Regions from separate parts of the Homo sapiens genome. Here region 1 is linked to region 2. Evidence: chromatin loops called from intact Hi-C (ENCODE). Cell type or tissue: B cell. All regions are shown on one strand. Links, peaks and the distances in the headings refer to the core of each region. The heading gives the core; the rest is flanking DNA.

The links. A loop is a pair of places that touch in the nucleus more often than their neighbours do. Peaks named below come from ENCODE experiments on the same cell type or tissue, not always from the same donor. Only the 100,000 strongest peaks of a DNase experiment are listed, where the experiment ranks them.
Region 1: a loop joins it to region 2, with 4 times the contacts of the local background. A loop is called at or near these places in 18 of 110 quality-filtered maps.

What each region holds. Positions count from the first base shown.
Region 1 is chr7:130,731,762-130,737,135 of GRCh38, forward strand. It overlaps KLF14 (KLF transcription factor 14), which reads right to left and starts at 2,446. Exons shown (of 1, transcript NM_138693.4): 1 at 1-2,446. The coding sequence starts at 2,272. The coding sequence ends at 1,301. It overlaps LOC105375508 (a long non-coding RNA gene), which reads left to right and starts at 2,503. Exons shown (of 4, transcript XR_927978.3): 1 at 2,503-2,621; 2 at 5,160-5,208. RefSeq lists an enhancer at 1,517-2,054 and silencers at 1,950-2,109, 2,180-2,259. In B cell, for the core only: a CTCF peak has its summit at 2,045 (motif pointing right); DNase peaks (open chromatin) are centred at 2,130 and 2,550; H3K4me3 peaks cover 2,045 bases; H3K27ac peaks cover 437 bases; H3K27me3 peaks cover 2,732 bases.
Region 2 is chr7:130,483,563-130,488,936 of GRCh38, forward strand. MESTIT1 (MEST intronic transcript 1, antisense RNA) reads right to left here. Exons shown (of 2, transcript NR_004382.2): 2 at 2,480-5,374. It also overlaps a transcript of MEST not described here. Among named protein-coding and RNA genes, the nearest start is that of MESTIT1, 4.7 kb to the right of the region's middle. RefSeq lists an enhancer at 3,248-3,297 and a silencer at 3,385-3,604. In B cell, for the core only: CTCF peaks have their summits at 2,629 (motif pointing right) and 2,830; a DNase peak (open chromatin) is centred at 2,769; H3K4me3 peaks cover 1,156 bases; H3K27me3 peaks cover 559 bases.

The sequences.
Region 1 (5,374 bases), core at 228-5,227, 250 kb after region 2:
ATTTCATCCACAGCAGCAGAGACACATATAGAAAAAACAAATACTGTTGATGTCTGATTCCTTCTTATCGGGAAAGGGGCCCTGAGGATATAACTTGGAGGGACTATATGGTCAGAGGAGAAAGTTCCTCCTATTTCATAATAGCTATCACCTTGCTACTCCTTCCTCAAATCCAAGGCAGCCAGCTCCTTGGAAGAAACCAGTCTGTTACCCTTCCCTCTCCCACCCACCAACTCACCTGTTTCAGAAACGAAAATCTGCAGACTCTGAGGGAAATAACCCCCTAGTTAGCCATTAGGAAATTAACAGAATCTACCACTCCTGAGATTACATAAGGTGGGGCAGCTGTGTCCACACGCCTCTATTTCCCTGAAAGTTATCAATGGTTATGAGCGGTCTTGTTTCGGGCCCCGCCCAAACTTAAGGTCGCTTGAGTTTTCTCTCTGAGTGAAGGGGGAACTAGTCTGGACCACCCTTTTCTTGCTGGTGCCTTTACGGTAGTTTTCAAATTGTTTAACCAATCTCAGCGTGAGAGTGAGCCAGGAAGTTACCATCCTCAAGTAGGAATCCAAATGGGGAGAAGGGCTACGACGCAAGCGCAGGGTTCCAAATCATGCAACAGGACCTGCAAACAGACTCACACCCCAGACATCAAGAAGTATCTCCCAGCCACACATCTACATGGAGCTTATGTGGCCTCTCCTAGCAGAGGTAGCTGGGGCAATTGGGGGATTGGAGGGCATAAGCCTCCCATCAACCTGGGATCCCTATTTAAAAGATGCTAAAAATAAATTAGTAAACATTGCTGTTTACAGAAATAGAAATCATTTCTGTTTCCAAAGGCCTCTCACCATCCCAGTCCTGGACATTTCCAAGACTGCCACCCCTGACACCCTCTCCAAGGTCCGCCCTGGTGGATGGGTGAGACACCAGAGTCCTTTGAGACTGGGAGCTCCTCAGGCATCTGAGAATTCCAGTTTCACATCCCTGGTTCCAGGGAGGGGAGAATCTTCAGTACTCTGGAGAGTACGGGAGTTCATCCCTTCTTATCAGTTCCTGGGGGCTGTCTTGAGGCAACCCCCACTTTTAGGATGATATACACGTTGCAAGAATTCCCGCTATTTTCCGGCCCCCAGTACCTCCCCAGAGTCCACATGTCTGCCTGGACCCACCCTCAGAGCAGAGGAACCAGTCTGTGCCTTGGTGTAATGACTCTGGGAAAGAAGGATGGGCAGAGAGAAAGCAGGGACAACGGCCTGGGGGATCATCCTTGAGGGTAAGACTGACAGCAATGACTGTCCTACAGGCAGGTGGTGAAGCTGGGCGCCGGGCCGGGACCGGAGCCGGAGGCGGAGCTTTCCACCTCGCTGGTGAGTGGCGGGTCGATGCGGGGAGTTCGACGACGTCCCCGGTACTCGATCATATCTGGATGATAGGTTGGGTGGCGGCGAGCATGCTTGGTCAGGTGGTCGCTCCGGGAGAACTGCTTGGGGCAGAGGGGGCAGGAGAAGCGCTTCTCGCCCGTGTGCGTCCTGTAGTGGCGGGCCAGCTCGTCGGAACGCGTAAACTTCTTGTCGCAGTCGAGCCAGTCGCAGGAGAAAGGGCGCTCACCCGTGTGGGTGCGCTGGTGGGACTTGAGGTGCGACGACTTGTAATAGGCTTTGGTGCAGCCCGGGAAGGGGCATTGGTGGCGCTTGGCAGCAGGTGTGACAGACCTCCTCCGGGGCGCCTGATCCGCGGCGGGGGCGGGGCCTGCCCCTAGGGCCCCTCCAGAGAACCCACCAGAGGCTGCTGGTGCGCCCGGGGCAGCAGGCGCGCTTGGGACGGCGGGCGCATCGGAGGAGCTCTCGGGAGCGCAGACCGCCGCGGCGCCGGAGGCGGGAGCCAGCTCGGAGCACGGGGTCTGGACGGAGCACGGGATCGGGTCGGAGAAGCCGGACGAGGCGCGTGGAGCTTCCCCCGAGTTCTCCCAGGAGCCCTCGCCAGAGCTGCCGCGCAAGTCCGCCCAGACGCTTGCAGCCAGCAGGTGGGGCGCGGCGCCGCCCGCGCCGGGGCTGGGGGCGGGGACCTGCGGGAGCTGGGGGACCGACGCGGGCCCCGGTGGCCCCGGACCCGGCAGAGCGGACTCCGGCGGCGCCGCACCCACCTCCGAGCCAGCGGCTCCACCCGCGCCCTCGGGGTCCGGCGGGCGGCGGTGAACCACGGCGCCCGCGGACATGGACACCAGGCACTCGGCGGCGAAGTAGTCCAGGCACGCCACGGCGGCCGACATGCTGGGACCGCCCGGCCGCCGGCGAGCGCCGTCCGAACGCGGCCGGCCGCGGGCGACGGAGTTCCCGGGAGCGTCCGTCCCGCAGCCTCGGAGCGAGAAGCAGGAGGCCGGGTGCTCGCCGCCTGCCGCCTGCTGCCGCCGCCGCCGCCGCAGCCGCCGCTGCCGCCGCCGCCCGCGCGGAGCCCGCCCCGCCTGACGCGCCCCTGACGCACCGGAGCCCGCGGGGGCGGCAGAGACCCGCCCCGGCCCGCAGGACACCCCCTCGGAACGCGCGGCCCCCGGCTAAGTCATGTTTAACAGCCTCAGAAATTATCTTGTCTCCGCGTTCTTTCTTCTGCCGGCGAGCCAGGTAATGGTAACAGAGCGAAACTCCCCAGTCGGAACTTCTGGGTTGCAGCAGCCTCGCCCCCCCTCCCCGCAGCCCGCCGCCCGCTGGTCCGTCGCCAGCTGGGTGTCCCGCGGAGTCCCAGAAAGTTTTTTTTTTTTTTAAGGAAAAAAATTGCTAATACCTGACATGTCTTTCGGTTCATAATTGCGATTGTTAGCGAAGTGGTCTCGAATTCCATTTCACTCCCCGTTCGCCGCTCTCAGACTAAATTGCAAATATCCCCAAGTCTGTAGCAAAAAAAGTTTTCTCATTGAGCAGGTCAACTGTGAACCCGGGGCCGGGAGCAGTTCCCTAAATAGATCCGCTACGTAGCCATTAATTAATAGCATCTCGAACCAGAAACAGTTTTAACCTTGGAAAAGCAAAGAATCCTCTCCCGGTTGAAATTGAAACTTAAAATCCTTTGAGTAACGATTTAACTATTCAGCCAACGAAAGAAAAATGCATGTTTAAACTGCATTAACCTGTCACTGGCATCCAAACAAATTTAAACGCTGAGATATAAATTATAGTCTAGCGGCGAGATAAACACATTAAAATGGACTCCCACCATTTTAATAATAGAAAGTCACGTTTCCAATTAGGCATTATCTTGTAATTTGCTTTTGACGAAAGTTAAATGTAAGGAAATGCAGCACATGATATAGAATGCTCATATGGTGTTTTGTGATTGTGGAGGTTTGCCTTTTTTATAATCAAATGCATGTACGGTTTCTTTTACGTGTCTTCATTGCTCTCATTTTTTCCCTCGTTTTTCTTTTTAAAAATGTAAAACTACATAGAAAAACAAACAGGATAATTTCTAAAAATAGTCATATCTTAGTTTTTGATGTATACAAGCTTTTATATGAGTGAATTGTGTGCATTTTATTTGTAGTTCTTCAGTACTTTTTCTTTTGAAAATTAATACGTATGTATCAAGAATAACATACGTTCATGTATTTACTGCCTAGGGTAATCAAATGTGAAATTTTTGTTATAGTTGTTTCATGTTTTTATTTATATTAAACATTACAGATAGAGTTGAATGTCACTTTGTTTCCCTCCCCAGTTCCATTCACCTTTCTCCCTCTTCACTTTTCTAGGTAATTAGTATTATAAAGTGGCTATTTAATCTGCATTTGTTTTGATACCCGTATTACCTAATTATACATGTAAATATATGTATATCTCCATGCTTATTTATTAAAATTTTTAAGTAAATGGTTCACTAGTATACATATCATTTTGCAACTTCTTTCCCTCAATATGATTTTGACAGCTATCCAGGTTGACACCTATAGAATCTACTTTATTCATTTCAGCAGTTTTTAAATAATATTGTCAGTGTTATTATTTTTAAGGCGATTCCATTGCAAAACAGTTAATTTTTCTGAAGTTCCTCTAGACGATTAACTCTTCGTTAATCTACACATTAAAATCTATCAGATAGAATAATTTACTAGCTGTTTTAATTTTATTATTTAGAAAAAATGTGAAGATATTTAAAATGCAGAGAGAACATTACAAGCACCCATATACCTGTCTCATATAATGAATATGTTAACATTTTGTTATATCTCCCTCAGATCTATTAAGTATTCAACATTTCTGATAAAATTGAAGGTCCCCTTGTACTGCCCCCAATACCATTCTCCACCCTTTTCCCCAAAGGCAAACACTAACATGAATTTGGTATGTAACTTTCCAGTCTGGGTTTTACAATTTAACTGGATGTGAACCTATAAAATGCAGAATATTGGTTTATATGATTTTTTTAAATGTACAAACATGGTATTAGGCTGTGCATATTATTCTTGGACTTATTTTTTTCATTCATGGTATGTTTTTATTTTTTCTCTTCGTGTTGATAAATATAGATCCAATTCATTCATTTTAATTGCTATAGTGTGGATCCATGCATACAAATGTGTCCTGTTTATTCATTCCCCTATTGATGAATATTAAACTGCTGCCAATATTTTGGTACTACTTGTACATGTTTCCTTTGCACATATGTGAGAATTTCTCTATGTATCTACCTAGATGGGGAATTGCCGGGCTCCACACACATTTTCAGTTTTGCGAGAGACTGCCAAATGCTTCAATTTGCACACCCATCAGAAGTGTGTGACAGTTCACGTTTCCCTCACATGATCTTCAACACTTTCTAGATTAAGATTTTTATTATTCCTGCCAATTTGATTATTTTAAAAAACAGTATCTTGTTGTCTTATTTGAATTTCCCTCACTGCTAGCAAAGTTAAGCATTTTTTCCCCATATGTTTGTTGGTTATTGAGGTTTCCAAGTCTGTGATTTGTTTTTTCACAGTCTTCATTCATTTTTTTCAGTAGATCGTGTATGTTTTATCTTTTTTCCTCCTGATTTGTAGGAATTCATGCGTGTAAACATTAAATATATTGTCTCAGTCTGTGGCTTGTCTTTTAACTGCTTTTGATGTCTTTTGTACTATAGACAATTTAAAATGTACTCATATTCATTGATCTCTTTCTTTATAGTGTCATTTGTGGATTATTAAAGAAACCTCTCCATACCTGATGCATAAAGGTAGCCTCTTATGTCTTCTTCCTTAATGTTTTAAAGTTTTGCTTTCCACACGAGATTGATCTATCTGGGACTTATTTTTTTTGAATGGTGTAAAGTAGGAATTCAATAATTTTACTCCTCCCTTTCCCCCAACCCCCATATGGAAGGCGTGTGGTAACCCGATTTA
Region 2 (5,374 bases), core at 197-5,196:
GAGACCTCTTCCCCCTGTTCCCCATTCTCATATCATCTTGGTGAAAGCCTTGCCCTTCTGCCCAGTGGCCCCCTTCCCCCAACCACCAGAGGCAAAGGAGTGCTTGAAACTGTGGAAACTTTAAACATTGTGGATTCTAAGAAGTAAAGCCTTTAGTAGTAAAAGATTTACCAACAAATAAAGTGTTTCTGAAAAAGGTTGCGTTGCTCTAGTTCTAGCAACGTGCTCACTCTGCAGCTGTGGGATCTCTGGGTGCCATCTTGTTTTCCTGCCACTCTCCCTATTCCCTGGCAGACCCTGTCCCCTTGGAATGCCCACAGAATTTTGATCATAGCTAAATTACATCATTTATCACATTACTTGTTGTCAGCTTATGCGTTTATCTCTACCACTGGATTGCAAGCTACTTGAAGTTCTTAATAAGAACAGCGGCAGCAATAATACAGTGCTTCTTGTGTGCCAGGCACCCCACCAAGTGCTTTACACATATTAACTCATTTAGACCTCACACGTCCCTCACAATATCTTGGTATCTTCATCTCTCACAACTCATTAAACATTCTATGGTTGTCTTTCAATTTAGATCTCTCTTCTTCAAAAGGAGTTTTTAAGAAAAATCTATTACTGGCTTGTAATATATCAATCTCTAAGCAAAAATACTCGTAACATTCATATAATAAGAACAGATTACATGGGATAAAAGTAGGATCATTTTCTCATTTAGCCTGACATCAAGAGTATTTATTTGGCTTTCTATACCATTAGTTTAAATTAGAACACTCTATTTCCATCCACTAGAGTAGAATAGCTATGTGTTTTCCCTTTAAAAGATAAATTAACTCTGTAAGCATTAATACTTTAAAAAATGACTAGTGGTTTTTCAAATATTTTAGTTCTACCAAACTGATGAATAGATAAACATGAGCAGATAGATCTGGATTTAAATCTTGATTCCACAATTTACCAGCTCTGTGACCATGGGCAAGCTCCTTAATCTTTCAAAGCCTGTTTTCTCATTAGTAAAATTAGGATAATAATAGTTCTTTATAGGGTAATCATCAGAAGTTAAAAATGTACATATGAGAAATTCAGCACAGAGTCTGGCACAAAGCGATTAACAAATATTTGCTGTTATTCATTCTTATCATCATTATTATAAAATGTTGGGTTGAGCTGGGCATGACGGTGCATGCCTGTAATACCAGCTATTTGAGAGGCTGAAGCAGGAGGATTTCTTGAGCTCAGGAGTTTGAGGCTGCAGCAAGCTATGATCGCACCACTGCACTCCAGCCTGGGAGACAGGGTGAGATCTCTTGTCTATAAAAAGAAAATTAAAATGTTGGGTTGGCAAAAGGGACATAGAAATGAGTAAGATGCTGTCCTTGTCCTCAAGAAGCTCAGCTCTGTGGTAGGAGAGACAAGACAGGTCTGCAAACATCATCACAAAACAATGTGATAAGGCAACAGAGGGACAGAGAAAGCACAGAGGAGGGAGGGATCATTTCCATAGGAAAGTTTCATGGAAGGCTTGCAAGAGGATGTGAAAATTACATTGATTTTTAAAGAACGAGGAGGAATTTTTTAGGTAGCCCAAGTGGGACAGGACATAGCTGGTCCTGGAGAACATGTGTAAAGGCACGGAGAAAGGAAACTGCATGGTGTTTTGGGAGGAACTATAATTAGTAATGTTTGGTCAGATCATGAGGTTTTGGTGGGGGTGGGTAAGATGGAGGTGGTAAGATAGAAGATTCTAGAGGAAGTCAAGGCAAGGACCAGATTTTGAAGTGTTTTGCATGCGGAGCTGAAGAGCTTGAATTTAGCACCAGCAATAGGGTGTCAGTAAAGAGTTTTATAAGAGAGATGTGATCAGATTTGCATTTTAGAAAAATCACTTTGGCAGGTTTGTGAATGATGGACCAGAAATGTGTGATGGTGGAGACTTGGAAGCCAATTAGGAGGCAGTAGTCCAGGTGAGAAATAATGCCCCGAACAAGGGCAAATGGCATTAGGAATGGAGGGGAGCAAGCTGAACTCAAGAGACCCTTGGGAGGTAAGATGAAAAGGATGGGGAGGAGGGAACTTGTTGGGATCTGTATCTAAGGGTACCCGACCCCTTGGTCTCATTCCACTGTTCCACAGGGGTTGGTGACAGTGTGTGGGAGACAGGGGTGGACAGAAGTGCGTTAACCAAGATACAGACTAGAGAAGGAAGCGTCAGTTCTTAGGACAGGGGTCAGTTTGTAGTGTGGGAAAGAGGAGGTGAGAAAGGGTAGTGAATTTCACCTGGCCCTTGTTGAGTATGTGATGCCTGTGTTCGCCATGTGAACAGCAGAAAGCAGCAAATATAAGGATCGAGAGCACGGGGTAGAGAGAGGGCTGGCGATGGACACCATCTTTAGGGTAATTGCGAAATTAGGGGAAGGGCTGAAATACGGAAGGCTCGCCGAAGATCTCTAGGTAGTTAATAACTATCAAAATGTCACTTCTTTGGCCTTCACTTTTATTATGTAAAAGTACTCAGATCAGGCCGAATACAATTTTATTCTCTTTATCCAATGCCGGAGGCTATTGTCGAAGCCACGGCCTGCCATTTCATACCCTTTGCAATAGGTGGCGCTGACGCCTGGCAGGGAGAAGGCGGCAGCACATGCTGGGCTCGGGGGCGATGGGCTTGTGCGCGGACCTGGCGACGCTCTAGCCCCGAGCCGCGTATTCGTGGCCGGGTCCTCCCTGGGAACAGGGTGAAGGCCGAGAACCTCTGGCCTCAGGAAGCGCATGCGCAACCGGTTCTCCGAAACATGGAGTCCTGTAGGCAAGGTCTTACCTGAATCAGGTAAGAGGCGGGCGGGGAAGGAGTGGAGCCTCCCCGTGCACCCTCGCAGCCCGCTCCAGGAGTGGGACTAGCCCTCCTTGGGGGTGTGGCTCGTGTGCGTGGGCCACACCAGTCCTAGGGGCAGGTAAGTGCGCGTGGCCCAGGAGGCGTGAGGCTGTGCTGGCGAGGGGAGGGCTCCCGGGGCGCGTGGGTGCCCATACGAGGTGCGCCGCCGCCGGTCCAGAAGAGGGCCACGTGGGCGAGAGCCTCGGTCGTCGCCTCCCAGCACCTCGGGGTCGTAGAGAACACAAAAGTCACACAACCCTCGCCGAGGCTTGACCCCCGCGACAGAGTTTAGTCATTCCGTTAGCTGGCTCCACCCGCCCTCCTGGGCGTGGGGACTCGATTTCTTGGGAGGCTGCGCCTTCCTACTTGTGGGACAGCCAGCCTTGGAGGTTGGAAAGGTCGCAGGCACACGGGTGTGACCGAGTGGTAGAGGGCGTGGCTGTTCCGGGTCGGAGCTGCAGGTGTCGGTCCAGGTCCAGGCGCTGGGGTCACCAGGGCGGAGAGCGGCAGTGGTGGCGCGGCTGGGGGCCTGGTTCAGGGAGGGGGACAGCTGAAGAAGGTGTGAGGTGAGGAGAGCAGTCGAGGAAAACGGAAGCACCTGCTCCTGGTTGACTCATTCTGGCTGGAGGCATAATCTAATGTGGGAAGGTAGTAACAGGAAAAAAAAAAAAAAGCGAGAAAGAGCGACTGTGCCTGTGCTGAAGCCCTTTCCTCCTCCTAGCTCCCAGGCAGCTAGAAAATTGCCTGTCTGAAAGAAAGTAGCTGTTTTCCTTAGGGGACTGTGGTGAGTGACAAATGAGATGATATATGTGAAAGGGTAAAGAGCTATAAAAATGCAAGATTCTATTACTTAATTAGAATCCTTCAGCCTATTTATCTGTTTGAGTGGATAAAATGTCCTCTAGGTGTGGGATAGTGGGGCAGGAGTACCTGGTGAAGAAGTACCAGCTGTGGGATAATGGGATGTGTGGAGTAATGCAGAGGGTGTGTGAAGATAGTTTAGGGGTGCCCACTAATACTGTCACCTGGAGAAACAACCATCTGTCATTTAGGTTCATCTTATTTGGGTAAGAGATTATTCAGTTCCACTGCTTCCCTCGTCTGCCACTCATCTTTTGAGCTTTTTACAGCCAAACACTTTTACTCAAAAATGGGCCTGAAGAGGAACACACCAGTAGCTTCAGGGATATATTGGTTAATTTGTTTTTGTTTGGTTTTGTTTTTGAGATGAAGTCTCGCTCTGTCACCCAGGCTGGAGTGCAGTGACGCCATCTCATCTCACTGCAACTTCTGCCTCCGGGACTCAAGCTATTCTCCTGCCTCAGCCTCCCAAGTAGCTGGGACTACAGGCACACACCACTACACATGGCTAATTTTTGTATTTTTGGTAGAGACGGGGTTTCACCATGTTGGCCAGGCTGGTCTCGAACTCCTGACCTGAAGTGATCCGCCTGCTTCAGCCTCAAAGTGCTGGGATTACAGGCATGAGCCACTGCGCCCGGCCACATTGGTTAATTTGGTTGAGAGCGGGCTCGATGTGATTTTATTGATGATAATGTCTTCAATTTGCCTTGCCCTCAGTACAAAGCAGCATGTTGTACCAAGGGTTCTGGGCTGAGGGACATAACTAGGGAAGACTGAGCTGTGAATTTGTCCCCTCAGTAGAGGATCACCCTGGCCAAGTTCCAGTTCATCTTGGAGCCTTATTTTACATCAGATGGGAAAAGACCTTGCAGGTCATTCATTGTCTTACATGCAGAGCTCGCATACCTGCCACAGGGTTACCCAGCCCCCAGTGGACAGAGAATTTGTCCCATACCAAAATGGCTGAGCCACCCAATCCCTCTAGACAGCCCCTATGTTGGAAAATTCTTTATGTTGAATCGACATCTGTTTCTCTACAATTTGCACTCATTGGAGCCATACAGAATAAAATGTCTAATGCTGCTTCCACAAATATTTGAGGACTGCTAACACATTTCCTTCTTCTACTTACTCCACAAGGCTTCTTTTCTTCAAACCAAACATGCCCATCTATTTCAAACAGGGAGGCAGTGTGGAGTAGTGGAAAGAAGGCCAACTTTGGAGCCAGGCACATCTGCGTTCAGTTCCCAGCCCCTTCACATCCTAACACTTAGCGTTCCGAGCTGCCGTATCTCTCTCTGAAATCTGTGAGTGAAAATACTCATCTAGCCAGGCTACTGTGAGGATCAGGGATATGTTGGGTGAAGATCCATGCTCATGGTAGGAGCTTAAAATACGAGAACTGTTACACCTTCAGTTTGCAATTCATTTAGTTGACCTTCTCTGAACACATTCCTATTTGTCTCTGTTTCAATATGTATCTGCTCTGTAGAACAGAATAAAATGCTTTCTGTGAGTTCTAACCAGCATAATAGAGTAGGATTAGCTTATTTTTGGTACTTCCCCTCAGTCTGCAGTCACAGTAGCCTTTTTAAGGGTCCTGTCTTACTGATTCAGTAAGTTTCTCAACCA